Regions from separate parts of the Mus musculus genome. Here region 2 is linked to region 1. A link is a loop called in an ENCODE intact Hi-C map of the cell type or tissue named here. Cell type or tissue: gastrocnemius. All regions are shown on one strand. Each heading gives the region's core, and the rest is flanking DNA. Links, peaks and the distances in the headings are about the cores only.

Region 1 (16,311 bases), core at 5,630-13,629:
TTACAATTGATCATTTTTTACCCCTACATACCTCAGTGTTTATCACTAATAGTGAGACTAGACAAAATTTTGAAATTTTGTTTAGGTGAATTTCTTATATCTCTACTTACAATTATGTTGGCCATGTCTTAGTACCCAACAGTGACTATATTTATAGCTACATAACATAATTATAGTAATATATACCATAAAACAGTTGCTGAGCATTGTAAAGTGACATTGAAAATAGAATTTCAAATAGCTTATTACTTAATCATCGCCTGAGCTAAGTAACTGATTATAAGTGTGTTTGCTTTTATCTTTGCTGGAACTTTTATGATTTTATTTCACTGTTGAAAAGCATCGTAAAAGGGACACAGCTGTATGACTATCACCCCCGTGTCCCAGGTGTGTTGGCTCTGGTTTTTTACCTTGTGATTTCCTTATTGAGGAAGCTGGGGTCCCTTAGTTCCTTTCACACGGAACTCATTCTTCTGTCCCTCAGTTTTCTATAAGGTGGCATCTTAGTTAGGGTCTCATTGCTGTGAAGAGACACCATGACCACCATCGCAACTTCTATAAAGGAAAACATTTAATTGGGACTGGATTACAGTTTCAGAGGTCTGGTCTGTTACTGTCATGGTGGGAAACATGGTGGCATGCAGGCAGGCATGGTGCTGGGGAAGAAGCTGAGAGTTCTGCATTTTGATCTGCAGGCAGCAGAAGGAATCTGTGTGTTACACTGGGTATAGCTTGAGCATAGGAGACCTCAAAGGTCTGCCCCCATAGTGACTATAAGGCCATACCTACTCCAACAAGGCCACACTCCCTGTGGGCCAAGCATTCAAAGCCTATGGGAGCCATTCCTATTCAAACCACCACAGGTGGTGCAGTCTTCTGGTCCTTGCTATGTATTGTAATGCTAAATTCTCTACGCCAAGGTCTAGTTGCCTTAAGATGAGTGAATTCACACTTATACCAGCTTTTGTTGTGCAAACCTTGTTCCTTAATTTAAAACCGTTGGTTGAATAAAGATGTCTACAACCTGTAGCTGGGCAGAAGACAGGTAGGTGGGGCTTTGGCTCCTGAGCTGGGGGTCTGAGGCAGACAGCAGAAGGAGAGCGGGAAGAAGAAAGGAGGAAGGCACCACCATAGGGCAGGTAGATCGTGAGAACATAGCCATGAGGACCGACCAGTTAAAGTAGGAGTTGCCCAGACAAAGCATGGCAAGTTATATTTCAGGGTTATTGACAGGGGAGTAGACAAAATAGCATAGAGTGTTAATATCTGCCCAGCTCTAGTGCTCCCCGCCCCCACACCCCAGACAGGGTTTCTCTGTGTAGCCCTGGCTGTCCTGGAGCTCACTCTGTAGACCAGGCTGGCCTCAAACTTAGAAATCCACCTGCCTCTGCCTCCCAAGTGCTGTGCCACCACTGCCTGGCCCAGTTCTAGTGCTTTAAGGCTGATTATAAGTATAAAGGTTTTGTGTCTTTTAGTTGGGAACTAAAATGATCTAGGGTGAAGTTGAAACCCACAAGTAGTATTTACTGCAACAGGTGGTTATCAGAGCTAGTCCTTAAAATGGCCATCAGATCCAGTTGGGATTGGCAGTTCGACTACATTGGCTTGCCTGGAGCCAGAAACAAGGGGACAGTGGGTAATGTTAACTTGTCTTTCATTGTTGCAGCAGAAGGTTATTTCAGTCAGCTCAGAGGTCATGAGAGTTTGCTGTTCTTCCCGAGAACACAGTTCAGTTCTCAGCACCCATGTTGGGTGGCTCATAGCTGTCTGTATTCTCCAGCTCCCAGGGAGTCAGTGCCCTCTTCTGGCCCCTGCAGGTACTGCACTCATATGTACATACACAGAGACATACACATGCACATAATTTAATATAAGAACAGTACCGGTTAAGATAAATGTTATCTACCTTGGTAGTTTTTGGGGGGGCTTTTATTTTGTTTTGGGTTAGGTTGGGTTGGGTTTTTGTTTTTTGGGTTTTTGTTTGTTTGTTTGTTTGTTTTTTCATCACCATGTCTTGGCCTTGGCTAGAAGTTTGCTCGTTCTCAGGTCTGATTTTTCTTAAGAATACTCCATAGCTGTCTGGATTTCTCTTGCCTCGTGTTAAGATGGACTAGCCATTATGCATGGCCCATAAGAGCACCAGGTACCAGGTAAGAGCACAAGGTACAGTCCTAACTGTGTAACTTCTTTGTTTTGTTTATAAAGTTAAATACATTCTTATCATCTGACCCATATGTAAAATGTGTGTCTGTTAGAGAGCAACAGTTCACAGTCACACGAATGCCCGAGCACACATGTTCATTGAAGCATCAATCATGGCCAACCCAAACTGAAAGTCCTTCAAACATTCTATAACCAGTAAAGGGTTAACGCACTGTGGAACATTGGTACAATGGACTGACACTCGGCCGAAGAAAGAAATGCAATGCTAGACATGCTAATGTAGTGGCATCTCTGTTACCTCACGGTTAATGAAAGGGCGCCTGGGCCTACAGAAGTGGCCCAGTAGGCAAACCCCTTCCTGTCAACGCACAAGGACCTAATTTTGAATCCCTGGAGCTGCAAACGCTAGATACAGAATCATGTCTATAACCTCAATGTCACCGAAGGAAAATTGGGGTTAGAGACAGGAGACTCCCCTGAGGCTAGAGGATCAGGAAGCTGTGTGTCTAGAAAAATAACCCTTAAAATAGGGTACGCTGTCAAGCCCAACACCCGAGATTCTCCTCTGACCTCCACACGTGCTGCTCTAGGTGTGACCCTCCCCCACTTTCTCATGTATACATACCACACACATAGATATTTTCATCAGTTGCATGATTGCCCTTATACAGCTATCTGGAAAGAGCAAAGTTTTAGAAGCAGAGAATAGATCTGATGCCAGAGGAGGAACAAGAACGGGTCATAACAGGAGCTGAGGGCAGTAGAATAGTTTTGTGGGCTGGTGGTGTTGAGTACCTGGGAGTGGAGGAATGTTACAGCAGCGGAGCATCAAAGCTGATGATGGTGGTGGTGGTGGTGGTGGTGGTGGTGGTGGATGTGCAAGGTTCTGGGTGTGTGTGCAATCTTACCCATCTCTACATGTCCCGAAAGAACCTGGTGAATATGTCAAATACCGGTCTGAATAGAGTTTGAAGAGCTTGGGGAAGAGAGGTCACCCAGTAAGAGTTGAGAGGTGCACAGATCCAGCCCATGGGGGACCCTGCAAACACTGGACAAAGAACCTGCTTCCCAAAGACCTTTCTGGCTACCATGTGAAGAAGAGAGAAATATTTCTTCATTTAAAAAAATATGGTTAAGCAGAAAAACACCACAATTGTGCTCCAAAAAGAAGTCCAGTTAATAGGAAAATTGAGGCTGGATGGAGTCCTGGGAGGGACGGAGGGAAACTGCCTTGCTTTGCCAGGATGGTTTTGCCTAGTGGTTAGAATTTCCTTGTTTGGCTAATTTCAGAGTCGCATAGACAGAAGTTCTCAGAAATGGGTGTACTCGACCTTCTGTGTTGGGATAAACAAACGTGGTGTCTCCAGGCTTTTCAGAGGGTCTTGGGTACAGGGTGAGGTGATCCAGACCACAGGAACTCTAGTGCCAGCCTGCTGCCAGTTCCCAGCGGGCCCCTGTTGCTATAAACACAGGCACAGGGCAAGTTTGAACACTTCCCCGGGGCCAGTCCCTATGCCTTCCCATAGCCAGGGAACAAATGAGGCTTAAAGAGAGGCATGGAGCCTCCCTGACAGGGCAGTACCTCAGAAAACACTGCAGAGTGAGCGTGGTCAGACTGTTGGATGCCTTGTGGCTTTGAGCAGGTGGCTGGGCGGTGGCTGCTACAGTGGGGAAGACTGGACAGTCAGTGAGGTATTTTGCTGGGCCTACGGGTTAGCAGGGGAACAGAAAAGAAAAAAAGCCAAGTGGCTGGAAAGATGGCTCTGTGGTTAAGAGTACCAGACAACATGGCACAGGACCTGGGTTGGATTCCCAGCACCCATATAGAGGCTCACAGCCATTTGTAGCTCCAGTTCTAGGGAATCCAACTTGCTCTTCCAGCCACTGTACGGCACACACATGGTGCACAGACGTGCCGAACACTCATACACATAAATAGAAAAATTAAAAAGAGAAAGAAAACCTTTTTAAAAGCTGAGCCTGGGACTCCTGGCCAGCCTGCTCACCATACTTGGAGATCTTCAAGCTACTGAGAGACAGTCTCAAAATATATGGATGTCACCTGAGGACGGACACTCGAGGTTGACCTATGGCCTTCTCACAAATACATGTGCTGCACATAGGAACACATACATGTATACATGTGTTCACATAATTACAGCCACACAAAATCGCCAGGGTTTTGGTTGAATCGTTGAATCGTTGGTTGAATCGTTGGTGAATAAATGGCCACACAGACATCCTTCGTGCTGGTAAAAGATCTTCCAGCTCGAGAGCAGACGTCTGCACTACCCCTTTCTTGAGTCAGATTTCTGGGAAAATTCCACACCTCTTTCCTGCTCTGTTTCTTCTCTTCAGAGGCACCCTGGTCACCTGGACTATGGACAACCAACGTCTTGTCAGTGAAGGGTCTAGGGCTTGGCCCCCTGGAGTCATCAGCCTGAGGCCCAGAGCCAAGGCAGGCGCTCCGTTTCAAGGTCTTCTTTCAAGGGAAATCATTCGATACACCCAGCCCACACAGGCCTGTAGTCAGGATAGGCACAAACAAAGCAGGGAATTCTAACTCGGAGACCCAACCCCCTGTTTGCACTGACACTGGTAATTGCTCTTCTACAAAAAGAGAGGGAGAGAGAGAGAGAGAGACAGGGAGATAATAAAACTTATCTTTAACTGGCTCGAGAAAACCCCATAAAAGGCTGGTGCGTTCCTCCGAGTTTCCCACGAGTTGTCTTCCATGTGTTCACTAGAGCCAATGTTCACATTCCCAGGGTCAGGGAGACACCTGGGAAAACTGAAAATACAAATAGGCTCTGAGTTGGGGGTCAAGAGAAGCAGGTTCCAGCCACAGTGATCTCAGTGGTCCCATCGGTGGTCATCCCCACTCTCTGGGTCTTAGTTTCCTCAGGTGTAAGTGAAAAACCAGGATATTATATCATACTGACTTACTCTTCTGTGTGTTGGAACCTTGTTCTTAGCTGTCTGCCTTCTGGGCTGGGGTGTAACTCAGTGGTAGAACTCTTGCCTGCCTACACAGGCCTTGGGGACCATTCATTAAGATTTCATTTTTAACTATGTGGATGTGTGCACATGAATGTAGTGCCTTCAGAGGCTAGAAGAGGGCATCAGATATTTTGGAGTTGGAGTGACAGGTGGTTGTGAGCTGCCAATGTGAGTGCTGGGAACTGAACTTGAGCCCTCCAGGAGAGCAAGCAGCAAGTACTCTTAACTGCTGAGCCATCACCACAGGCTTCCCAACTGTATTAAATATTATCCCTTGTTTATAAGAGGTTTTATAAATAGGACCTCATGTCTCTGCTTGAATGTGGCACTGCTACCCAAACTAAACTAAGCAGAAGCCATGCTCCGGGCTGGCCTTCTCTCTTACAGTGGCAGGGCAGTTTATTGTGAGGCTTAAATGCCAGCTTTTCCTTTCTCTTACGGGGCCATGTCCCTCTGCACTTGGAAGGAGGGTTGCTCCCACCCCATCCCACCCCTTCCCAGTTTCCCTGGCTTGTCTCCCTCTACATTCTGTTTTCTTCCAGAAGCTTTGGGTTCTGTGTGGACCACAACTAGGTGAGCCACCCCCAGCAGCCCATGCCTTTCCTGTGTATGTACAGGGAAGGCCACCATGGGGCCATTCTCTTCCCATGCTCTCTCAAGAGAGAATGTGTAACTTCTCGAGCTGCTAAAGGATGCTCCAGTGCACACGGAGAGGGTTTGCCTGAGCAGCCGAGGCCAGGCTTCTGGTGCTCACAAGGAAAACTGCAGGCAGTGGTGTGAGTGACAGGGCACACACGATGTGCCCTTGACCTTCTGCCTGTCTTCCACTTAGACAGACAGTCTCCTTTAAAAAAAAAATTAGACATTTACTTTATTTACATTCAAATGTTGTTCTCATTCCTGATTTCCCCTCTGAAAATGCCCGATCCCCTCCCCACTCCCCCTGCCCACCTACCCACCCACTCCCGTTTCCTGGCTCTGGCGTTCCCCTACATTGGGGCATTGAGTCTTCACAGGACCAAGGGCCTCTCCTCCCATTGATGACCAACTAGGCCATCCTCTGCTACATATGCAGCTAGAGCCATGAGTCCCACCATGTGTATTCTTTGGTTGGTGGTTTAGCCCCTGGGAACTCTGGGATACTGGTTAGTTCATATTGTTGTTCCTCCTATGGGGCTGCTAACCCCTTCAGCTCCTTGGGTCCTTTCTCTAGCTCCTTCATTGGGGACCCTGCACTCAGTCCAATGGTAGGCTGTGACCATCCACCTCTGTATTTGTCAGGCAATGGTGGAGCCTCCCCGGAGTCAGCTATATCAGGCTCCTGTCAGCAAGCACTTGTTGGCATCCACAAAGTGTCTGGGTTTGGTGATTGTATATGGGATGGATCCCCAGGTGTCTGGATGGTCATTCTGTCCATCTCTGTTCCACACTTTGTCTCTGTATCTCCTTCCATGGGTGTTTTGTTCCCCTTTCTAAGAATGATTGAAGTATCCACACTTTGATCTTCCTTCTTGTGTTTCATGTGGTTTGTGAATTGTATCTTGGGTATTCCAAGCTTCTGGGCTAATATCTACTTATCAGTGAGTGCATACCATGTGTGTTCTTTTGTGACAGCATGTGACAGCAGATGCTGGCGAGGTTGTGGAGAAAGAGGAACACTCCTCCATTGCTGGTGGGATTGCAAGCTGGTACAACCACTCTGGAAATCAGTTCGGTGGTTCCTCTGAAAGTTGGACATAGTACTACCGGAAGATCCAGCAATGCCACTCCTGGGCATATACCCAGAAGATGCTTCAACATGTAATAAGGACACCTGCTCCACTATGCTCATCACAGCCTTATTTATAGTAGCCAGGAGCTGGAAAGAACCCAGGTGTCCCTCGACAGAGGAATGGATACAGAAAATGTGGTACATTTACACAATGGAGTACTATTCGGCTATTGCAAACAATGAATTTATGAAATTCTTAGGCAAATGGATGGAACTAGAAAATATCATCCTGAGTGAGGTAACCCAGTCACAAAAGGACAGTCTCCTTAATACACATTCTCTTTAGAACGCTATGATTGGACCGTGTCACCCACTAACTGTGTGTCTGTCCTCAAGGTGCTTCCCTGGGCTGGATCCTCAGAAACCATGTCCAGAGCTGGGTGGGGGACTGAGGGGCTGGTTCAGTGGCTGAGATCATTTGCTAGACCTGAGTTCAAATCCCCAGTAGCCATGTAAAAGACCTGGGTGTGGCCACATGTACCTGTCACTCTAGTGCTATGAGGCCGAGACAGGTCTAAACCAGGAGCTTGCTGGCCAACCGGCCTAGCCCAAAATAGTGAGCTCCCTGTTTTAAGGGGGTAAAGTGAAGAGTAATAAAGTAGAGCATCTGACAGCCTCTGCTGGCCTCCATGGGTACATCCCTCCCCTCCCCCTCCCTCCGTCCACCCCTCCATCCATCCATCCACCCATCCCTCCATCCATCCATCCACCCACCCATCCATCCATCCATCCATCCATCCACCCATCCACCCCCCTTCCCCTCACAGGCATGGTGTGGTGTTACTGGGGAGGTAGAAACAGACAAAACATTTGGGCTTGCTGGCCAGATAGTCTAGCCTAGTTAAAAAATAGAGATCCTATACATACATAATACATACATACATACATACATACATACCATATATGACTACTGAGAAATGACAGCTGAGGTTGTCCCCAGACTTCTATATGCATACATATACATGCTAAATGTGAACATTTATCTGCATATGTGAACACACACAGCAAGAGGTCAATGGTCAGTTTCAGGTGTTTCCCTCAACTGCTTCTCCACTTTATTTTCTGAGGCAGGGTGTCTCAGAGAAACTGAAGCTCCCTGGTTCAGCTAAACTGGCTGACCAGCAAGCACCTAGAGTCTGCTGCCACTAACTCTTGCCTTCTAGCAATGGGGTTACAGGCATGCACCACCATGCCTGGCTTTGTATGTGGGTGTTAGGGCTTGAATGTGGGTCCTTACCCATTGAGCCATCTTCCCCAGCCCTGTCTTCCTTAATAATAGCACTGCTCAGAAACTCTCTGGGAACATGAAAACTATTGAAGTTCTCAGAAGATGGGGCCTGCTATTTCTAAGTTTCTGTCTCCATGTGGTGAAGGTGCAGATATCTGGTTTTGTTTGCATGTGTGCAGGGAAATTTGTCCAGTTATAATGGCAACAAACAGGATGGTGTCTGACTCAGGCTGTGGTGACAGCTCATCTTGCTTGTCACGTTGACACACCTGGGAAGAGGGGGATCTCAATTGAGAAATTACCTCCATCAGATTGGCCTGTAGGAACTGTTGGTTGATAATTGTTTATGAACACCCAGCCCACTCTGGGTGGTACCATTCCCTAGGTAGGTGGGTTGTATAAGAAAACAAGCTGAGCACAAGCCAGAGGGGGAAAGCCAGTAAGAAGCATTCCACCATGGTTTCTGTTCACTCCAGGTTCCTGCTTAGCTCCATCCCTGACTCTCCTCAGCGATGGACTGTGATGTGAAAGTCAAATAAACCCTTGCCTCCTCAAGTAACTTTGGTCACGATGCTCATGGGTTCCTATAACAGCAGCTACGGGGTATCTGTAGTGCATTTGATACTAATCCATGGTGAGCGTCTAACCACACAGGCAGAACCTTATATTTAATATGAATATGAAGTGAGTAAGTACAGTTACCACTGTGTAGTGCCTGATACACAGTGGACACTCCACAAACACGGGATGTTGAAGCATGAACATGCAGTTACCACTGAGACCACCAGGTGGCGAAACATCGAAGGTCACACTAGAGCAATGCTCAGGCCTGGACTTTTCGAAAGAAAAGGTGAAAGAGTACTTGAACCTGGAGATGGAAAAAGGAGCAAAGGTGTCATTTTTTTCTTGGTTTTATTTTGGCCCTTTATCTTATTAGGTAGATGAATCATAAACACTCAAAGTAATTGGAAAAACTTGAGAGCAGCAAAGCCTCTTGCTTGACCTCTGTGTGCTCACTGACTCCTGGGAAGTTAGACTTGGCCTGAGGACTAAAATATTTTGTCCGCAAAGATAGTAAGTGGTCCCATTCGGTTGCTATGCAAACAAGTCCCTGCCAAGAATATTTACATTTCCAGATAGTTCTCCATACCTTCCCACCAAATGGGTGACAGGGAAACAGACTTGGAGGAGACATAGATGCCAGGGTTGGGGCGTTTTGCCGATTCATCTTGGCTTCAGAAGACTCCTCTGTGGTGGTGGCTGGGCCTCCGAGACCCTGGGCAGCACCTCATGGCAGCAGGGGTGTGTGCAGGAGGCTCTCTGCCTCACAGTAGATAAGAGACAGAGAGAGCCAAGTGAGCACGAGGTCCTGAGTTTGAATCAGCACACTCAGGAGACAGCTGGGCGTGCTGCACGGGACTGGAGCCCCGCCACTGTGGGAGATGGATGGAGTGTAATGAAATCCTGAGCCTCTGGCTCAGTGACAGACTCTTTGGAGCAGTGATGCAGAAAGTGGGAGATAAGACACCCAGTGCCTTCCTTTAAGATCTGCACAGGAGCACATACCTGCACTTATACTTACGCATATACCACACACACACACACACACACACACACACAGAGAGAGAGAGAGAGAGAGAGAGAGAGAGAGAGAGATGAAACACACAAAGAGAGGGAACTACCTCACCCTGGCACTCAAGTGAAAAAGCCAGGCCGGGCGCCTTATAATCTCATCACTGGGGATGGATAAACAGATGGGTTAGGAATGGGGTGGGGGTGGAGCTCACCAGCTATTATACTTGCTGAGCTTTGAGCTTTGGGCCAATGAGAGACCCTATCTCCAAAGAAAGAGTCACGTGAGTGGCACGTGGGGAACTTCACCAAGCTCGTCCTTTGGCACACTCTCACAGGACCCCCAGCTTTTCCCCCCACTTTTAGTCCCCTGTGCCTCCATGACCCTTCACGTCAGAGCCACCACTGACATCCCATGTATGAGGGGGCAAAAATGCCTCTCTGAGTGGTCACAGTCACGCAGGCTCTGAGCTTGGCTGTCAGGACAATAGTTTGCTATAAATTAAAAACAACAACAAAACAACAAGCAAATAGAACCCACTTTTTACCTGGTCTCAGGTCCTACTGACATCATAGCTGGGTGTCATTAGTATGTCCCCAGACCACACTTTCTTGGAGGCCTCCCTAGCCATACTCAGTCACCTCAGTTAGACCCAGACCCGGGTCACAGCTTTAGCTATCAGTTCCCTGTTTCCCACTCCACTCCTCCCACTGGGGCTGGGCAGCCTGAAGACCACCCCCACACCCATCCCATGGACAAATGGCTTTCACATTTTCCAGCTGCCTCCAGCGTTGACCGTGTTCTGACCTGTCCTAGTGCCCAGGGCTCTGAGAGACGGTTCCTGCTTTTCTTTCCACACCCTGTGGCCTGCAGAGAATCAACCTCTGGGGCCTTTGCCGATGACCTCATGGGGAATTGCTGCCTGCAGACTTCCTGTTTTTATATTCTTTTCTCCTCTGCTTATTTTTCCTACTTTGCTGGGTTTTGTGCATTTCTAGCTCGCCTCCCTTAACCCAGCTTGCAAAAGCTCAACTTTATTTTCTGTGATTATTTTAAATACATATTTAGATAAGGAAAGGAATGCGCCCCCCTTCCTCCCCCCATTTGAGGAATTGCATTGAGTGTGTCTTCCCCTCCTCCCATGCCCCTCCTCATACCCCATGGTTTATTCCCACACTACAGTCTTCAGCTTCCACAGCTTAGAAGAGACAAACTCCAAGACCTGCGTCTGCCAGTGCCAGGTACACGCCAGGGTGCTCTCTCTGATGGAGATCCCTCTGCTGGATGCCACAGGAGACGGAGAGGTTTCCAGCTTCCCACAGCTGATCTCCTGAGCTCTCTAAAATACAATACACAGTTCCTACTTCAAAACCACACAGGCTCTCCATTTCTTCAAGACTTGAAGTCCAAATTCCTAGTGTATGTGGAAGATGTTCCATGGCTGGGCCAGTGTAACTCTACCACCGGTCTCGGATGGTCCGTCAGGTTCTGCCCACATCTCCAGCTCTTGTTCTTTCCATATGGTTCTCAGCTGTCACCTCTGTGTCCCCTACACACTAAGAATAAATATACTTATATTGACTCTAGTGGCTTAGAGCCATCTTACCGTTCTGTTTTCCTACTCTTTGGTTGGGTTGGCTGTGTTTATAGGCACTTACTTGGGTCCATTTCTCCCATCCCAGACCTAACCAGGACCAGTTTGGCTTTGCTTCAGGGATCAGAAGAGAATGGGTACATTTAGGGTGCTATGTAGATGTGTGCTTATTTTGGAAGCAAGTGGCTTTCTCTTTGATATTCTCTCTCTCTCTCTCTCTCTCTCTCTCTCTCTCTCTCTCTTTCTCTCTCTCTCTCTGTATCTGTAAGAAAGAGACAGACAGATAGAGACAGAGATTTTGCTCATTGTTGTCTTTGGATATGGTTGTCCAAGGCCCTGGGGGAAGGCATGAACTGAAAAGGTTGGCCGCTCACATGCTGATCTCCCAAAGCAGAGAGCACGGATCATTTAACAAGAAGCCAGAATCTGGAGCAGGTGCGGGGAAAGAAATACCATCTTCGGGGCCTTACCTTGTTAAAGATTCAGATTCCTGGGCCGCAGCTCCACCCCTTATAAATTCAAGTCTCAGGAATAGGCCCCAGGAATCTGCATGTTCATGAAGCACTGAGCTTCGGTTGCCCCAGTGTGGTCCCTGACCCAGGGGCTCCAGGAGCAGGAGGCCTCCAGGCCCCAAGTGTACACTTACAGCGGCTGCTATGCAGCTCTTGCCAGTGAATCCATCCCTTGGCGTGTTTCTGACACAGGCAACATTGTTCCCTTGTAGAGAGCCTTTCCCTTCTCCCAGACTGTGCTTCCACGTGCTTGCTCCTGGTACCTGTCTTAGTCTTGCAGCCGCTCCTCCTTCCCACGAGCTGTATCTGGCTCCATTTCATCCACAGCCCTTTTGCTCTTGGGATTTTTCCCAGATCCTGTCCTTGACTCTGTCCTTGACATTCTGTCCTCAGCCCATGTTTTCTGCCCCCTACATAGCCAAGCTGCTGGTGTCCAAACCGATATTTCCAGTGCAGTTACTCTCCTTGGCCTCCTGCCTAGGCACACACTGCCTTCCCGGCTCTTCCCAGCGTGAGGCCAGGCATCTCACGTTGCACATCTGTTTTGTGTATCTTCTCCCTTCACTTCCTGTGTCTGAAAAAGGAGGCACCCACTTGGCAGTGAACTGGACACCCAAGAGTCACCCCTCCCTTGCCGCTTACTAGCTGCCTCACCTAGAACAACCTACTTAACTCCCTTTGACTCCATTTCTTCATCTGAAATGCAGTCACAGTGGCATCCACCCCACTAGGTTGTGAGGAATAATGAGGTTCTGTCCATAAGGTATCTAGAACGATGCCTGGCATTCTGAAAGTGGATGATAAATGCCAGGTATTGATAATCATGGCTCCAACACTAATAAATGCTCAGTTGCTAATAACTGTGAGCACTATTGTGCTCTCTTCCTTCTCTAATGTCCACCGACAAGGTAGCCACTAAATCTATTTTCTATCTTCAACATTCCTTCTTCTCTGTAACCAGCCTCCCCTTCCCTCTCACCTCTGTCCCACCAGTCCTCACTTCTTCCCTCAGAGAGTCCAGGTTCTGCTCTCTCACCTGAATTCCTGAATCCGTTATCATCTCTGAGAATCTCTGAATGCACCAAACTATCTCTCCTCCCCTCTCACCTCTGCTCTGCCAATCCATATTTCTGCCCTCAACTTGTCCAGCTTGATCTCTCACCTGGATTCCTGAATCCTTTATCACCTCTGAGACTCTCTGAAAGCATCGACTGAGTGCAATCAGACTGACTGACTAAGTACATGACACAGGATGAGTAAGTTTTGGATCAATGGGTGGATGGATGGATGGATGGATGGATGGATGGATGGACAGACAGACGGACAGACGGATGGACGGATGGATGGATGGCAGGGTGTATGTATTACCAGTGGTCACTGGACAGAATGTTTCCAGGTTCTTAGCATCTTATTCTGAGAATTGAAGAAAATCTCTGGGATGGTCACTGTTCATTGTCAGCTTAACAGAATCTAGAATTATCCTGGAAAAGAATCTCAATGAAGGATTGTCTAGACCAGTTGTTCTCAACCTTCCTAATGCTGCAACATCACAGTGTGGTGACCCCCAACCATACTTACTTTAACTGATACTTCATGATCATAATTTAATTTTGCTACTGTTACGAATTGCAAGGTAAATATCTGACATGCAGGATATCTGATATCTGACCCCTGTGAAAGGGTTGTTTGACCTCCAAAGGGATCACCACCCTAGAGGTTGAGAACCACTGGTCTAGATCAAGTTAGCCTGTGGGCACACCTATGGGCAGATGTTATGTTGATTATGTTAATTGAGGTAAAAAGATCTGCCCACTGTGGGTGGCAACATTCCCTAGGCAGAGGATTCTGAACTGTGTGAGAGTGGCATTTAGCTGAGCACTAGTGTCCATGCATTAATTCCTTTCTCTCTGCTCTTGACTGAGGAGCAAATATGACTAGCTGTTTTAAGTTTCTGTCACCCTACTTCTCCACAAATGATGAACTACAACCTAGAATTATGAGCCAGATAATCCCTCCCCCCCCCCCCTTTACTTGCTTTTGTCAGGGTATTTTATTACAGAAACATGAGATGACTAAGACTCACACAAATAGCGTAGTAGCAAGGGGTTTTGTTTAAGGGCAAGGTGAAAGCATGTACTACATACAACCCAAGGAGGCAGAGTGCTTCCAGCAAGGGTGTTCAAGAGCCTCTATTTACATCTCTGGCTCCATTTTATGGATCCAGGAGGATAAAGAGTTGGTTCCTAGGGATAAGATATGGTTGGTTTTCTGTTTTGATTGATACAATTGAGTTATGTAAGTCTTTGATCATTGTGCATGTCATTTCCCATAATGTGTCTGATTTTACTCATTTGTAGGTATATATAAGGTGGTTTGTAGGGGTTTTCCTTTAATTTTTAACAAAAAAGGACACAGGTTACTTTACTGTACATATGCCCCAAACCAGCCCAAGTTTGGATAGGTGTACTTCCCTAGTTCCAGGCTGTGTCTGATTACAGAAAGGGGGTGCTAGAAAGTTACTAGGGGTTGCTAGGGTGAGGTGAGCTGTTGCTTCATTTATCAAGGAACGTTTGTCCGTAGCCCAAAGCAGGTGAGAGCCCATGCTTTTGTAAATTAATCTTGCAAATGACCTGCATCTAGTGATTCAAATCAAACACATTGTGTCAATCCCCAAAGGGGTAGAACACCTTAGGAATCAGGAAGGAGATGGGTAATCAGGGACTTGGGATAATGAAACTCTGATTATGGGGGATTCCCCACAGTGTTTCTGAACAGAAAAATGGCCACATGTCTGGCAAAGCACCTGTGTGGCTAGTTTTAGGTCAACTTGACAGAAGTTAGAGTTATCTGAAAGGAAGGAACCCCAATTGAGAGAATTCCTCTATAAGGTCCAGCTCTTGGGCATTTCTTAATTACTGGGTGGTATGGGAGAGCTCAAACCATTTTGGATGGTGTCATCCTTGGACCAGTGGTCAAGCTGAGCAAGCCAGTAAGCAGCATCCCTTCATGGCCTCTGCATCAGCTCCTGCCTCCAGGTTACTGCCATGCTTGAGTTTCTGTTCTGACTTCCTTTAATGATAAACTGTGTGATGTGGAATAGCAAGCCAAATAAATCCTTTCCTCCCTATCTTAGTTAGGGTTTTACTGCTGTGAACAGACACCATGACTGAGGCAACTCTTAGAAGGACAACATTCAATTAGGGTAGACTTATAGGCTCAGAGGTTCATTCCATTGTCATCAAGGCAGGAGCATGGCAGCATCCAGGCAGACATGGTGCAGGAGTTGCTGAGAGTTCTACGTCTTCATCCAAAAAAGCTAGGAGAAGACTATCTCCCAAAAGTTTGTCCAAAAGTTACTCATGTGGTTAGAAGGAGGGTCTGATTGCCCACTCCCACAGTGACACACTTCCTCCAGCAATGCCACACCTACTCCAAGAAGGCCACATCTCTTAATAATGCCACTTCCTGGGCCAAGTATATTCAAACCACTGCACTCCCCAACTTTCATGGGTCATGATGTTCCATCACAGCAGCAGTAACCCCATCTAAGACAGCCTGTCCCCCAGAAGGTGTGGACGCTACAGAGACAGCAGAAGAGACAAGGTCCTCATATGGTCAGAATGGCTGAGTTATCCTCAGAGGAGAGAAGTTCCACAATGTAGCCAGAGACTCCCCACTGCTGAAAAGGACACTGCAGAGGAACAGAGATATTCCACACGGATATTCTGATCAGATGGAACATTCCCTTGAACTCTGTTTCCTTCTCATTCCACCCTCTTTGAGAGATCTGCCATTTTTGATGAGTCATCTACTCTGAGGAACAGATAAGAACTGCTCCAGGATAGCCCTCTCTTTGATTTTGCCGTTAGTTTTTTGTTTGTTTGTTTGTTTGTTTGTTTTGAGAAGTGTGCTTCCTGGGAGTTTGTTCCTAATAGTTCAAGGTGTACAAACATGATGATTCTCCTGATCTAGAAGGTTGAGGACCAGATCTTTCACCATAGATAACAACTCGTGTAGTCTTCAGGCATCCTGAAGAACTAAGCAGAATAATAAATTGGGGGAGGAGTCTCTTTAATACATAGCTGTGTTCCCCAGTGACATAAACAATGTCTGGTTGAATCTTCTCATAGAGATCTGCCTTCACCTTCATGGCTCCTAGGAAGTGTGGCCTCACTCACTGGGAACGCCAATTACCAACTAGCCCTCTTCCATTTAACAATTTTGCTTTCCTTATTAATTGGCTTCTGTCTAGTTGATAACATGGAACAAAGATGAGAAAGATTTGGCATGAACACTGCCACTACTTCAGGTCATCCTTTAATGAATCATAGCTTTCTTTTCTATTACTTGGCCTATAAGCTCTTCTCAAGAAAACCCTCCAAGGTGTTGGAGAGGTTGCTCAGTGGCTAATAACATTTACTGCTTTTACCAGAAAACCCAAGTTTAGATACCAGCACCCATGCTCACAAC
Region 2 (16,311 bases), core at 4,529-12,528, 62 kb after region 1:
ATAGAAAGGTGGTGTAAATAAGAGCCCGAAGACGTAGTGAAGCTTGCTCTCTCAGGCTGTCTTTCAAAGCCTAGCCACGGGAAGGCATGCCGTGGATGATTCCTGTCGTACCTGTGGACGTTCATGCTAGCTGGTAATGTGTTTTTATATTGACTCCCTTAAGGCACTATAAATACCAGGATGCCCAGTTAGGCAGGAAACTGTGTATCTAGCCAATAGGTGTAGGGGTGCTGGTGCTCCTTATAGACTCTATAGGGAGCAGTCATGATTACTGACTGGGATGGGTGTGAACAGGATGTTGGTATGTCAGGCAGGTGGCCTCAGGCTGTGTGTGAGCTTTGGAGCTGGCTCCTGTTGGGCCTATTACTCCAGAGTGAATTCCTGCAGCCGAATGACATGAAACTTCAGATGGACTCCCTAGGAAACTGCTGCCTGACAGCCATAGCAACGCCGTACTCCGTGGCTCTGACTCTTTGCGCTGTGATAAGTAAATGCTTTCCTGTGTGTGGGCTGACTTGTATGTGTGCGTTTGTGTGGTGCGATAATATATTTTCATGTATGTGCGCCTGTGGGGGCCAGAGATCTATGTTGGGTGTCTGTCTCCCTGTGTGATTACCCACTTGTATTTTGGTTCAGGGTCCCTCAGTGAACTTAGAACTCAAAGATTCAACTGGACTGGGCCAGCAAACTGCCTGCCCTCCTCCAGCACTGGGGCTAGACATGTGCATAGCACTACTTAGCTTTCGTGTGTGCATGCATTCATGCATGCGTGCGTGCATGAGTGTAGTCTAGGGAATATAAAAAAAAAAAACTCAGCCCATGTCTTTAAATGTCTAAAGCTTTTTTAAAAATTATTTTAAAGTTAATGAGTTTTAAGGATATAATATTATTTTCAAATAGCTACAAAAAAACTATTGAACTATTCAGAATAGCTCGTATGATTCTGGAAATTAGATTATTGCATCTCATATTTTAACCATTAAAATACATTTTCTAGTTTATAATTTTAGCTAACAGAATTACATTTTCTGTTGGTTTATTTAAGTAGGATTTTTAAAAATAGAATTTCCTTTTATATAAATTCTATTACCCCAGCTTTTTAAAGATTTATGTATATGAATGCATATACCACATGAGTGCTTCAGAGATAGGGCAGTGGTAAGCCACGATGTGGGTGCTGGAATTTAACTCAAATCACCACCAACACCTGGTATACAGTGGGTGGTAAATAGATGCTACACAAAACCAGTACATAGTAGACCATGAATACCATTACAGCCATCAGCACGTTCACCTCTAGTCAGAGCAGCCAGTGAGCAAAACCAAGAAAAACTACTAATGCCAAGCCATGCTGGCACTAGATCCAGAGAGGGGCAGTCGACAAGGGGGCTAACAGGAGTTCCCAGGAATAACCCTGCAGTGGGCAGCAAAGGATTGAGATTTTAAAAGAAAAAAAAAAAGCTTAAAATCTTTGCTGGAATTATTCCTTTTGAAGTAACTATAACTTAAACATTGGCAAACCTATGAGTTGTTCCAATGACTCGTCGTTCTCAATAAAACGAGGCGATTGTACCCATTCACATCAGCCAGTTGAAAGAACACATTGACAGCTATGAATGCCACAAGGAATGTGACATTCAGACGGCCCTAAGTATGAAACCCTTCGTCACAGTGTTCTACTCTGTGCTAAAGGTTAGCGGAGGGAAAACTGTGCCCCCTGTCACCTTTATGAAGATCTTCCCTATCAAGCACGCTTTGTTCAGCTAGCCACTCAACCCTACACTGCAGAGAAACAAAAATCGGACAATTCTCCACTCGTGGAACTATCATGAAAAGCCATTTGAACTAAAATCTGGAGACCTTTTTTTTTTCTTCTGCGTCTAAGCAGCAAATTTCATCTTTACCTCGGGGTGTGAGCCCCGATCTCTACTTTCAGAACTGAGCCAATCCAGTCCTGATACATGACAAGAGTGGTTGACAAATTAGCCGCCAATGATTCAAAATATTTTGTTTTGTGGACCTTAAAATTTCTGGTCAGAGTTTTGTGGAACTGGCCTTTCCCTCAAGTGTCAGTAAACTTCACCTTCACAGTTATGCTTCATATCCCCCAGATATTCAACCTGTGACCAGACAGTTGGTGTACACACACACACACACACACACACACACACACACACACACACACACACACCCCTACTGGGGCTATGAGATGCAGCTCAGTTTTAGAGTGCTTGCCTACCATGTATAAAGCCCTGGGTTGGATCCCTAGCACTGTATAATTCTAGTGCTATGGTGCACATCTGTAACCCCAGCATCAGAAATTCTAAGCCACCCACCGCTACACAGTGCATTTGGGTCTGGCCTGAACTACATGAGGCCTTGACTTAAATAAATAAATAAATAATAAATAAATAAATAAATAAATAAATAAATAAATAAAATGTAAATAGATACATAAATAAATGTATGTTATATTCCTATTTGCCCCAGCACCCTTTAACTTCAGATCAGTCTATTCCTTTCCAATACATTAGATTTTCTTTTTAATATATATTTATTAAATGTTTATAATCTTATGATTTGAAGGGACCTTGTGATTTTTCTAGTGCAGTGGCTAGGTGACCTTTGAGCTTTGTGACTGCAGCCTCTAGGGTGTGATGCAGAGGTGATGGATAATGGGCAGGACCTAGAATAAGATGAGGAAATGTGCTGATGGCTATGCCTAGCGAAGGTTCCTGGTCACTTTGTTCCCCGTGAGAGGCTCAGGTCTCTTAGCTCTACTCATATTAAAGATGAAGGCTTATGGAATGGGGCTGACAGGCTCAGAGAAAGGTAGTTCTAAGCATTGAAACTACCGACTTTCACTTATGGCTCTGGGTGCTGGTTTGAGGCATGACAATTGCCAGGAGCTAGTTCTTGGGAACCACTGAAATGCCCAGCTATATGTATGTAGCCGTTATCAGCAGCATTAGTCCATACCAGCTAACATTTCAGCTCTTGGCTTTGAATGTTGGAACCTTAGGACATCCCTAAGCTACCAGTGCTGGATCTCTGGCTTTCAAGACTTTGTAGCTCTTCAGAGCCTTCCGGCTGCTACAGCCTGTGTTTTATCACCCTGCCTTTGGCAGTCTGGACTCTGCCACTTGTCTGCTTTGTATTCGACTGTCCTTTTCCCGTCTCTGCCCAGGCTGACTCCCTGTCTCAGCCATTGCCTCTGCTGCTCACCTGCCTGGTGTTACTGGCTTGGTCTGCACTGTTTAGGAGAACAGTCACAAGTAGGCAAGAAAAAAATCATTCCACAGAAACCCTTTTTGGGGTGGAATGTTGTAATATCTAGGACAGCCTGGGAGGGTGTCTACCTGTTGACTCAAAAACAAAACAAAACACAAAACAGAACAAAACAGCCTGGAGAGAAACCCGAGGCCCTGCATGGGTGGGGCATGCAAATGAAGCACCAATCGCTGTCCTCCTGGTCAGGAAGCCCTCCCCTCCTGCAGGAGGGAGAATAGTCGGGGTTATCTGTAGTTCACCAGGGCTTGCTTTGCCTGGTGCTCCCTTCCCAAGCTTCTCTGGTGGTCTGGCTTGGTTATGACTCGGGTGAGGCCTCTGGAGGAGGAGTCAGGACGTCATTTGCCGTGGTCCTTGCAGCAGGAATGTTGTCAAAGTGTCATCACTACGTTCAGATCACCCACGCTGCCCTGAGGGTCAGGCTGACAGGTAGGCTGACCGGTGGATGGGAAGAGTGGATCGGATGCTATCTAAAAGCCTGATTGGCTCATACTTAGCAAATTTGCTCATTCGTGGAAAACAAAAGACAGAGAAGAAAAGCATGATAGGGACTTAAAGACTTAGAGAGAGCCCAACATAAACACAAGATTCGAAGCATTTCCCAGTACCCAACTCTGCTCCTATGTCCTAGGGAGAGTCGAGCCCCTCTGGTCCACCACAACAGCTTCAATGCAGCACAAAGAGATATTAGTCAGTTGGGTCTTTTCTAACTACACCAACCACTTTAAAAGCAGTTCAGGGGATGGAGAGATGGCTCGGTGGTTAAGAAAGGGCATTTATTGCTTTTCCAGAAGACCCTGTACATAAACTCATTTGCACATGTAAGTGTGCACTCGCGCACACACACATGCACGCTCGCACAAATAAGTAAATAATTTTTTTCCATGTAAAAAAAGCAGTCTGGTCTTCTCTGCCTCAAAATAGATCTCCAAGCCTGGGAGATGAGAAGGTCAAGAAGGATTGTCCTACTCTTACTGGTTGATAATGGCAGGGACCACGGAGCCTGGAATGTTGATGGCCTTTAGTGGCTGGGAGAGTTTCCTTGGTCACAGCTGGTAAAGAAACAAAGACCTCAGTTCTGTAATTGCAAGGAAATGTGTTCTGCCAGCAGCCAAGTTACCCTGGGTGGATTCTTCTGTACAGACGCTCAGTCTCACCTTGCCTTTTTAGCCTCGGGGAGATCAGACCTGAGGCAGAGTGTGGTCAGCCCTGCCCAGACTGCCTACAGGACTGTGAAGTTACATATTTGTAGTGATTTGTTATGTAGTATAGAAAATAATATGGGGAGCTTTTATGCAAATATATATGTATGTGTATATATGTATATGTACATATATATATATATGTGTATATATATGTAAAGAAAATGTCAGAAAATCGGGATAGAAGAAGGTGCAGTCATAACTCTAAAAGAGTCAGGAGAATATTGCATGCAAGCAGTGACCTGGAACAGATTCACAGATAATCATCAGACAGGGTGAAGCAGGTCTTAAAAAAATACAAAGACGTTATTTCTTTGTTATAACACATTTGTAATTAAAATAGACTTTTGTTGGTATAATAAACATTTATATGATGCTAGGAATTTTATTGAGAGAGTAATTAATAGGAAAATACATATTGATAGGCATGAAATACTTGCTAGATGTAGATATGAAGATACTTTGTGGTTGACTTAATTTTGTTTAATTATTAATATGATAATTGGTGTCAAAATCTGTAGGTAATAAAAACCTTGCATTTTAGAACATGGGCCAGTTCACTAATCTACCAATGAAATATCTGTAAACACATTTTAGTGCATTAATAAAACCTATTTTCTGCGTATGTATATGTGCTCACGCAACACATGTCAGTAGGCAACTCACACAGGCTGGCTTTCTGCCTCCACCACGTGGGTCCTGAAGACAGAACCCAGGTCTTCAGGCTTCGTTGCAGTTCCTTCATCTACCGAGCCATCTCTCCAGCCCCTGGTTTTGCCCAGTGTTGGTAAGGGGGATGCACAGGCCTGTAACCATTTTAAAAAGAGGTTCCGTGTAGGGGTATAGGTGGAGAGGGTCATTTCGAGTCGGTCATTTCGTGGAGGGGTTAAAGGGCCTCTATCTGTTGTCACGGTTGTCACTGCAGCTTAGGGTCAGCTTTGCTGGTCATGGTTGGTCATGGCCTTTCCCTGTGTACAGCAGAGAAGTTGAAGGAAGGTTTCCCCGATTGCTCTGCACTGATTGCGTTTTAGCTGTGGGAACCTCTGGTCGTTATGGGTGAGGCTGAGTTAGGAAGAGACAGGAACTGCACTTTGGACCCATTACAGACACTTCAGGGTGTGGTCATGTGTACCTCCAAGAAAATTCTTTGTTTCATTTAAGTAGTGAGGCTGTCTTATAGTTTTGCTAGGTTGGTTGTAACCTGGGAGGTACGCTCTTGTGGTTGCTTCTGACTGCTTAGAATCGAGGATACTCCTTAAGAGGACGATGCTTAGGGAAGAAATACTACTGTGCTCTGAAGAGGAGAGCCCTATCTTTCCTCACTTTTGCATCAAGCTTATGAATTAAAGCCACACACACACACACACACACACACACACACACACACACACACACACTAAAGCTTAAATAAAGAAATCTACAATTTGAGTTTGTGTAAACATTTTACTTTTGAGATTTAGGTAAATATTAGAGACAAGAATATTAGCCACCAGAAGTTGCATGGTTTGAGTTAGGTTTAAGCAAACATTCTCCAAGTCTAGAGAGATAGCTCAACTGTTTAGAGCCATTGTTGCTCTTGCAGAGGATCTGGGTCCCATTCCGAGAACCTCTGTGTGGCTCATAGTTATCCATAGTCCTAATTCCATCAGCTCTTCCATCTATACTAGGCACACATGGTGCACATACATGCGGGCAAAAATTAAATCCATCTAAAAATTTTTATAAAAAGAAAACATTATAGAGTGTGCAGAATTAACCTGTGGAGGAGACAAGGGAGAAGCAGGGCCAGGGAAATCAGCCATTAATGTAGTCCAGAATGCAGAACTGGAAAACGATATGAGCAGTCACCATCCTTATTGCCGTTTGATAATATGCTGGTTTTACTCTAGGCTATTTTTAAAGTGTTCATTTGCATATTTCCATATACTTGCACTTGAAGTAAAGAAAACAGTAGAGATAGTGATTAAAAATAATATACACACAAATTTATTTAAAAACTCATTTCCCATCTTTGGTGTGAAGTCTAAAGGAACAGCAAGCAACTCTAATTTAATGTATATTAGCAGCTAACACAAATACATTCTAACAGCACTTCCCCAGTCTGCCAGGGCACTGGGTCCCAGGGTCCTGGAATATATGGAAGCTATGGATCTACTGGTTCAGATAGGTAACAATATAAAAATATACAACCGTCTAGAAATTAGATATGTTCATTATTAAACATTTTCCTTAACCTTGAAGTAAAAGAAAGTCCAGGCATGGTAGCTCACACCTATAATCACCCAGAGTCTAAGGAAAACAGACTTCTTATCCCACACCTTGCAGCTGTGAACTCCATGTTACATCATTTTGTGGAGGGTTCATATATTAAAGGAGAGGGTGTGAGTAGCTGTCCAATGCTCCAGGCTCTATGGCCTTATCCCTAGTCCAACTGAAAAGGAAACCGAAGCCAACTGAAGGGGGACATACTGGAGAAACTACCGAGTGAATCTATACTTTTAAGATCTGAATTTTAGAGAGGTTTACTTAAATGGTTAAGAGAACAAACGGTAGAGAATCTGCTTTTAGCTGTTGAGAAAAGTCAGTACTACTTAAGATTTTCAGTTTTCTCTGCTTCTCATAAGTTTGTAAAAAGTTTTATTAGGTGACACCCGTGACCACTAGGAGAAGACCTTTTGCCACCTCAGTAAGTTCACTTCAGTTTCGTTTAATCAGACTCAACCCTGACTGTGTTTTGAGGTACAGAGTCTCGCTGAAATTTTGCTGATACGTTAAAGTTCATCTTATTACTATATAATGAGACCCGAATAGCTGGCGGGTGTGTGGTACCTCCATCTAGAGTCTCCCAGTGGAGGAGGAAGCTTGGCATGGGGGGGGGGCCAGAACAATGGCAGTATGTCAGTCAAGGCTGTAAAGTGACCCTGACGGAGGCGTGGTCGCTCCTCCATCTTCCCTTCTCTATCTCTGCATGGCTGGTGTCAGAGTACCCAATATATGTCCTGAACACCCCTGTCATTTCCTCCAGGTACACCCAGTTGTGTCCCCATTTCTGGGTTAAAGGATAATTCAGGAAGTATCTTAAGTCAGGTCAGGGTCCATCCCTCTGCATGGAGACTGCTGACTTAGCCTCCCACAGAGGTCCTTGTTCCGGCTGGAAGGACAGTGTGAAGGGTGGTGATTTCCTCCATGAAGTGTTGTCTGCTGCCTCACACAACTTGTTGGCAGTGGGTGTTCCCTGTGACAATTTATAGGACTCTGTGTTTCTTGTATTACTGACTGACTTTCAGGAGCCAGGGAAGGCTTCGTCACAGGAATCAGCGCTAACTAAGATTGACTGATCTGCTTTTCCAGTGGCGAGGTCCACAGGCTAGTTCCTGTAGCTGAACAAGATGATTCCCTAGGGAAGTCCAATTCTATCATAATCAAATAGCAACTGTATTTAGAAATTTAATATCCTTTAATATCACAAGGGAAACTTCTTAGCTATTCTATACCTCACTGCAGCGTGTGGGGGGAAACAATTACTATTTCAAAGTTATTAAATTTGCTAAAAATCCATCAGTTAAGATTATCAATTATCCTAGCAGCCCTTTATTGTGAAAGAAGTGCGGGGAATCTTGAGGGTTTTTAAATTGTGCGTCTTAGGTCTCCTTTCTCAAACACATGTATATGTGCATGTGATGTGAGTGTGTATGTCTGGTTATATGTGCTTGGGATGTACGTGCATATGCATGCAGGCCGAGGACCAAAGCTGACACTGGGTATCTCTTTTGATCACTCTGTTTATTTACTGAGTCACAGTCTCTCCCCAAGCTAGGAAGTTCCCAGGTCTAGTCAGCTTTCCCCGGGGCAGTCCCTTGTTTCGGTCTCTGGAGTGCTGGGATTATAGGTAGAAGGCACACCTCTCTGGCCTTTTACTTGGGTTCTGGGGATCTGAACTCAGGTCCTCATGCTTAAACAGCAAGTGCTTTATCCACTGAGCCACCTCCGTCTCTCAGGAGTCACTGTTTAAACAAGCAGAGAAAAGTTATTTGGTGCCCGACTGCTGTCTGCTGGGGAATGCTTGCTGTATGGGGGAAGTGTTAACTGTATAATGACCACATTTGAGGCAGTCGTGGGTATGCCTCGGTTGGAATTAGTGCAGACCACGCCCCTTCCACGAAGCTCTGAGCTAGGCCCCTTCTTAGAATTGGGAACAAAACACCCATGGAAGGAGTTACAGAGACAATGTTTGGAGCTGTGACAAAAGGATGGACCATCTAGAGACTGCCATATCCGGGGATCCATCCCATAATCAGCTTCCAAACGCTGACACCATTGCATATACTAGCAAGATTTTGCTGAAAGGACCCAGATAGAGCTCTCTCTTGTGAGACTATGCCGGGGCCTAGCAAACACAGAAGTGGATGCTCACAGTCAGCTATTGGATGGATCACAGGGCCCCCAATGGAGGAGCTAGAGAAAGTACCCAAGGAGCTAAAGGGGTCTGCAACCCTATAGGTGGAACTGCCTGCCGCTGATTCCATGCAGATCAGTAGACTCTGAAGGGAACACCCCAGCGCAGCTATGAAGCACGTCTCAGCTGAACATTTATTATAAGAAGCACACTATGTGCACCACTCAGAAGGATAATCTAGTGCTTTTCAAGGATATGTGTTTAGATTCCTGCACTCTTAGAGATTCTTCTCTGCAGGACACAGCTTGGTCCAGTTATTGTATCCTGTTATGTTGGATAATAAGGAGATTCATTTGGAAAGTGTCTGTTGTACATTGTCTGCCCAAACTATGTACCCAAATAATTTATTCATATGTCCTGTAGTAACAAAAACTAGTCTTGGTTGGATCATTTTGTTTGTTTGTTGTTGTTTTTTGTTTTTTACCCCAAGGCAAAGACCAGATTTCTTGTAGTGGCCACCAGAGGGAGCCAGAGAGGTTGATATTTTAATAAAAGCCTTGGCAGTTTTCATATTGGTAGTATTTATCAGCACTTCTGTTGAAGTTATATTAAGAATAATTACTTAAGCGAAATATATACATATTATGGTTCCATTTTTAGTTAAAGATTTAATGTGTATCTAGGTATTACAAACTCTGTAAATATCAGTAACAAAAAAGAACATTAATATGATCTTTTTAAAAAGATTTATTTTTAATTATGTGTATGTATCCAAGTTTGGGCATGTACATGTGAGTGCAGTGCCCACAGAAGCCAGAGGCATCAGTTCTCTCTGGAGCTAGAATTGTGGACAGTTGTGAGCCGCTTGATGTGGGTGCTGGAAACTGAAAGGATCTGCTGCAACAGCTTCCACGTTCTTAACTGCTGAGCCATCTCTCCAGCTCCCAATAGAATGGTTTTCATGGTGATTTTTCTTCTTCCCTTTTTTGCCTCTCTCCCATCTTGTTTAGAACATATATTAGTATTTTATTTAGTATTTGCTTTTTTTCCTACCGTGAACACACCGTTGTAGAACAAAATTCCCCCTGCGTGTAGTTTAGAAAGGGGTGTGGAAGCTTCCGAATGACTGCTGTGGTGTTTAAAGTGCCTGAGATGCATCACCCATTGTTTTGATTCATCATTAATTTGCCTTAAATTTTTTGTTTTGCATTTTAAAAAGTTATACTGAAGACATAACTTGTATGAATTTGCAGAGCCTGAATTTCTGTGGCAAAAACTTCAGATTTACTGAGTAGAGAACAAAGGTATATTGTTTTAGACTCTTGGCTGTTGCATCTATAAGAACAATTGGAGTATAAAAAATCTGATGAATAATATGTTTATTCAACAGAATTCAGCCTTAGAACTGAGTTTTAGGTATAAATATTCTCCTGTCTACTTTGTGTGTTTGTTCATAGTGTATTTGTGTGTGGGGGGGTGGGGTGGGGGGGGGGCAGGACACACATGCATGCCTGAAAAGGCTAAAGATTGACTTGGGTGTCTTCCTGTCCCTCTTCATTTGCTGATGTAAGGTCTTTGGCCAAGGCTTTCCCATCAGCTAGCCAGCTCACCCTAGGACTCTGTAGTCTCTAGACAGGCCATCATCACACCTACCTGACTGGGTTCTAATGCTTGCCTGGCAAGGGCTTTATCCTGACCATCTCTCCAGCCTCACTTTTATAACCAATTAGTAAATCTTTACCCTTTTTTTTTTTTTTTTTTTTTTTTTTGACAGTATGACATAGGAAAAAAGGTACTTCAGGGCTAGCCCAGGGCTGGAGTTTTAGCTGGCATTGGCAACTGTGCAATGCGGATAGTCACTGAGCGACTGCAAGATTCTTTTCATGGGCAGAATGAAGATGGTAATAAACTGTCTTGGTTATGGTTGAGAGCTGCGTGAGGTGCTGCCTCAGTAAACGCTGACGGTCTTAGTTTTCTTTCCTGCCGCTGTGATAAAATACACTGACGAAAGCAATTTAAAGGAGAAGAGGTTTATGTTCACTTACAGTTCAAGGATATTACTGCCCTTCGTGGTAGGGGAGTCAAGGCACCAGGAGCCGGAAGCAGCTAGTCTTGTTACATCCCTATGTCCACAGTCAGAAGCGAGTGATGGATGCTAGTCTGCATGGGAGTGCTCAGCTTGCTTTCTCCTTACACAGCTTAGGGTCTCCTGCCCAGGGAGTGGTGCCACCCACAGTGGGCAAGTCTTCCCAACTTAATCAATTGATTAGGATGCCCCTCAACAGACATGCCCAGAGGCCAGTCTCATAGCTTTTGTTCTTGATGACTGACACTAACCATCTGGGAAATCTTAGGTTAATTTTGGCCAGGGCCACTCTTCTAGCAACCAATCAGACTGATTTACCCTTTAAAGAACCTGCATTTACCCAGTTTACCCCTTTCCCTTTGATTTATTTATCTCTGTGCTAATCAACTTTGCTAACCCCCTAATACAGGAGGATTATCACCATTTTCCAGTTCAGGTAGGCTTTGGATTCTTCGCAGAACGGCTAAGACCCTGTGGTAGTTTGAATAAGAATGGCCTTCAGAGGCTCCTATATTTGAATGCTTAGGGAGTGGCACTATTAGAAAGGATTAGGAGTCATGGCCTTGTTGGAGGAAATGGGCCCAAACCAGGCCCAGGGTTTCTCTCTTCCTGCAGCCTGTGGATCTGGATGCAGAACTCTCAACTTCTCCAGCAACTGGTCTGCCTGTGTGCTGCCGTGCATTCCTCCATTGTGGGAGAGCAGAGGCAAGCTAGCTAATAGCCAGCATGGTAGCAGAAGCAGGAATCTGAGAGCTCCGGTGGTGAACTGCAAGCACAAAGCAGAAAGAGCGATAGAAATGGCCCAGGGCTGTTAATCTCAAAGCCCACCTCCAGTGTGGCACTCCTCTAGCAAGGCTGAACCACCTAAACCTCCCGCAACAGTGCATCAACTGGGAACCAAGTGTTCCAATCTCTTAGCCTGTGGGGAACATTCAAATAGCTACACATTCTGTCTGTGGCTGTTTCTATTCTACGGTGGCAGAGTAGAGAAGCTGCAGCCGAGAATGTGTTTGTCTGCTAAGCTCAAAACATTGCCCAACCTTTCACAAAGAAATTTGTCAATCTCTGAAGGGTTGCCATGGAGCAGGTGAGAATTACCTGTGCACCTTTGGGGAAAGAGAGAGAAGTAATCCTTCATTTCAATTTTATCAGCATCATGTATTATTAGAAATAACTATTGAACTGTGCCTGCTGCCTGCCTTCTTCTTTTAAGACAATAAAGTGGTTGGCGGTGGGACTGGAGAGATGGCTCAGTGGTTAAGTGTAAACACCAGCGGAACAGGGGGCCTGAGTTGGTTGCCCAGCACCCAGGGTGGTGGTGCTCATAATTGCCTGTAACTCCATCACCAGGAAATCTGATGCCCTCTGCTGGCTTCCACAGGAGACTTAAAACAACTACTTTATATGCGACTGAATCTGTAGGTGAGTGCTTAGTCTGCAGTCTGATCCATGGTTGTTGTGTTGCTCCAGGGCACTCTTGTGGCTACATTAGTGGAGTGGGACCACTAGGACTAGAGGACCTAACATGGTGGCACTGTGAAGTGCTTGCTTGGCTGGGCGGCTGCATGGCCGGGCTCCTTTTCTTTCATGATCGAGTATCCTCAAGGCTCCAGCCCCGTCCAGTGAGCCAGTGATCTTCTCAGAGAGCCACAGTGGTCAGCGCAGGTCTCCTGAGGCCTCACCTTACAGTCCCACAGGTTACCTCTGCTGCATTCTGTTGGTCAAGTCAAACAAGTTCCCAGGCCAGCTCACACTCCATGGATGAGGAAGTGTGTGCCAGGCCCCATGGGAGGAGCTGGAAGTCACTCTGCAAAGGGATTAGCTTACCAGAGGGGAGGGAAACAAGTCTGTGTCACCACCCACCACTGGTGATGAACTGGTTTCCTTAGAGCTCGTTTACTAGGGAAGAAAAAGCAATAGAACCCAAACTAAGGGTTCACAGGTCTCAGGGTGTGGCCCTTGTGTGTGCACTTAGAAGTGTTTCTCAGACAACAAGCTGTGATGGATGCTACATTTTTAAAAGATAGATGTAAATATGACAGCAGGCCATGCCCTTTCATTTTTATGTGTTTATAAATGTGAATGTATGTGTTTTATATATGTGTTTATATGTGGGTTTTTTGTGAATGTATGTGTGTATATATGTATTTGTACACATGTGTGGAGGTGCATATGCATGTGGAAGTCAGGGGTGGGCATCAAGGCACTAACCTCATTCACTTCTTTAGTGTTTTGAAACTGTCTCTTGCTGAATCTGTTGTTCGCCAATTTTCTACACAGGATGGCCAATGAGCTCAAGGTCCCCAGCCCTGGATGACAGACACAGCACCAGGCCTTGTTCTTTGATATGGGTGCTGGGGATCTGAGCCACAGCAGACACTGTACTGATAAAGCTCTCATCCCAGCCCTGGTCACACACCAGGTCTATGTGTGAGGCTTATACTAAGACTCCCTGGGACAGGTCCTCCCTAAAACAGCTATTTGGGAAGAGTTAAGTATTTGTGTAGAAATACCAACTTGATGTGTGAGGGGGGGAAAAACCCACCACTTTCTTACAACCGTCTCCTTTCCTGTGAAGCTTTTAGTGTTTCTCATTTTAGATTAAAAAAAAATGTTGGCTGGAATTATAAGGCTTGTTTTCAGCTTCATTCTTCTTTAGTGACAGAATTTATTTTTGATTATGCTTGCATGTGATCTAAAAATGGGTATGTGCATGTGAGTGCAATGTCCATGGAGTCCAGAAGAGGGTGTATATGAGCTTCCTGTCTTGGGTCCTCTGCAAGAGTCGAGCGGGATCTTCATTACAGATCCATCTCTCCAGGCCCTCTGCTTGACTCTTGAACAGTCTTTTGAGTTCTTGGGACCGTATTTATATTTCATTGTTGTTTGCAAACCCTTCCAAAAAAAACTCAGCTTATGAAAGGATTAGAGTAGCAATGGGCTGTTTTCCCTGTGTGTGCTCTAGCTTGAGGCTCTTTAGCTAGTATGTGTGTTTTGCCTTTGGTGTTTTTGAAGCTGGCAAAAACATTTGTCAAAATGTTTCAAGTATCCTTGTTGTCTTGTGTGTGTAGGGGCAGAAGCTTTTAAAAGTCCCTCCTTGGTTTTTACCTCTATATTAAAAAAAAATTAGTCATAGTATTTAGACATTTTAAAAAACTGTAATTTGGATACTTTTCCTGAAAATATTTGGGAGTTTACATTTTTTAATTATCAATTGCTAAAGGTTTGAAGGGTACACTAAGATCTGAGCTGCCCGAGAGCTCTGTTCTTGTATACCCTAGTTTGTTATGTTTGGGATGTGTGAGAGCAGTTGCCTTGGAATTCAGTGTATTTTCTTTTGGAGAGGTGAAATAAGTAAAGAAACAAAGACATGTGTTTGAATTGAAGAGGTAGTTTGCTGGCTAACTTTATGTCAGCTTCACACAAGCCAGAGTCATCAGGAAAGAGGGAGCGTCAACTGAGAAGATGCCTCCAGAAGACAGGTTGTGGGCAAGCCGCTAGGACATGTTGCTGATTGGTGATTGACCCACTGTGACTGGGGCCACCTTCGATGTTGGCGATTCTTCGTTCTGTAAGAAAGCAGGCTGAGCAAAGCCAGGAGAGCAAGCCAGTAAGCAACATCCCTTTATGGCCTCTGTGTCAGCTCCTGCCTCCAGGTTCCTGCCCTGCTTGAGTTTCCATCCTCACTTCTGTTGATGATGGACAGTGATGTGGAAGCACATGCTGAATAAACCTTTCCTCCCCAAGTAGTTCTGGTGTCTGTCTTAGTCAGGGTTTCCATTCCTGCACAAACATCATGACCAAGAAGCACTTGGGGAGGAAAGGATTTATTCAGCTTACACTTCCATACTGCTGTTCATCACCAAGGAAGTCAGGACTGGAACTCAAGCAGATCAGAAAGCAGGAGCTGATGCAGAGGCCATGGAGGGATGTTCTTTACTGGCTTGCTTCCCCTGGCTTGCTCAGCCTGCTCTCTTATAGAACCAAGACTGCCAGGCCAGAGATGGTTCCACCCACAAGGGGCCTTTCCCCCTTGATCACTAATTGAGAAAATGCTTTACAGTTGGATCTCATGGAGGCATTTCCTCAACTGAAGCTCCTTTCTCTGTGATAACTCCAGCTGTGTCAAGTTGACACAAAACTAGCCAGTACAGTGTCTTATCACAGCAGCAGTCACCCTGACTAAGACAGGTACCTTCCAGGCTTGATTGGTCCCCCTGCCAATCTCCTTGTTTTGATCCAAGGGCCTCCCATGCCCTAATTAAGTGCTCTACCACTAAGCCATGTCTCCAGCCCTCTTTCTACCTTTTGTTTTAAAGTGTAGTCTAACTAAGTTGCCCCAGCTAGCCTTAAGTTCACCCTGTAGCCCCCGCTGACCTTGAACTTGTGATCCACCTGGCCAGCCTCTAAGAAGCTAGGATTACAGGCCTGTGCACCAGCCTGGCTGCTCTCTCTATTTTTTTAATAAACTTTTTTTGAAGACCAGACAGTGCTAATAAAGGAGCACATGTCTGTCTAAGGGAGAGGTGGAGAGTCTGGTATTCAAGCAACAGCCTAGAATAGAATCGCGCTGGGAGGCCAGAACTCTTGGCAGAGCGTTGCTTTCTCTTGATTCCAGTTCTTTATAAGTATGTTATTCCAGATTCCGTGGCCGCTTGCGACCCAGAAGAGGTCAGGCTTGTCATTTAAGTCATCATCATTTTTGTCTTTGATATTTTTGTATTTATTCCTATGTATGTGTACATGTAGGTGTCCATGTGCATGTACGTACATACATGCCTGTTGGCGTGAGTGGAGGCCGGAGGTTGATATCAGATATCGTCCTCAGTTGCTCTCTGTGCTGGCTAGTTTTATGTTGACTTATCAGAAAAAGGAGAACCACCATTGAAAAAAAATGCCTTCATAATACAGTTTGCGTGTAGGCAAGTCCGTGGGGTATTGTCTTGATGGATTGTGGGAAGGCCTGTCTCCCGGGGCCATGCCACCCCCAGGCAGATGGTCCTGCATGCTATGAGAAAGCAGGCTGAGCAGGCCACAAGGAGCAAACCAATAAGCTTCTCTCCTTTATGTTCTCTGCATTTGTTCCCGCCTCTAGGTTCCCGCCCTGTTTGAGTCCCTACCCCGACTTTCCTCAGTGATGGTCTGTGATGCGAAGCTGAAATAAACTCCTTCTCCCTAAGTTGCTTTGGTCACGGTGTTTTATCACAGACACAGCCACCCCAGCTAAGACAGCATCTACCCCATTCTTAGAGGCAATGTCTGTCACCGGAGCTTGAGCTCACAGGTTTGGCTGATGCACCATGGAGTCCCAGGGACCTTGTCTTTGTGCAGCACTTGGA

Evidence for each region. Peaks named below come from ENCODE experiments on the same cell type or tissue, not always from the same donor. Only the 100,000 strongest peaks of a DNase experiment are listed, where the experiment ranks them.
Region 2: a loop joins it to region 1, with 6 times the contacts of the local background. A loop is called at or near these places in 11 of 42 quality-filtered maps.

Annotation. Positions count from the first base shown.
Region 1 is chr9:60,747,509-60,763,819 of GRCm38, forward strand. No RefSeq gene overlaps it. Among named protein-coding and RNA genes, the nearest start is that of 1700036A12Rik, 12 kb to the right of the region's middle. In gastrocnemius, for the core only: a CTCF peak has its summit at 8,941 (motif pointing right); DNase peaks (open chromatin) are centred at 8,942, 9,589, 9,928 and 12,294; H3K4me3 peaks cover 248 bases; H3K27ac peaks cover 3,852 bases.
Region 2 is chr9:60,810,169-60,826,479 of GRCm38, forward strand. All of the region lies in intron 1 of Uaca (uveal autoantigen with coiled-coil domains and ankyrin repeats), which reads left to right. Among named protein-coding and RNA genes, the nearest start is that of Uaca, 24 kb to the left of the region's middle. In gastrocnemius, for the core only: CTCF peaks have their summits at 9,403 (motif pointing right) and 12,313 (motif pointing left); a DNase peak (open chromatin) is centred at 9,415; H3K27ac peaks cover 3,420 bases.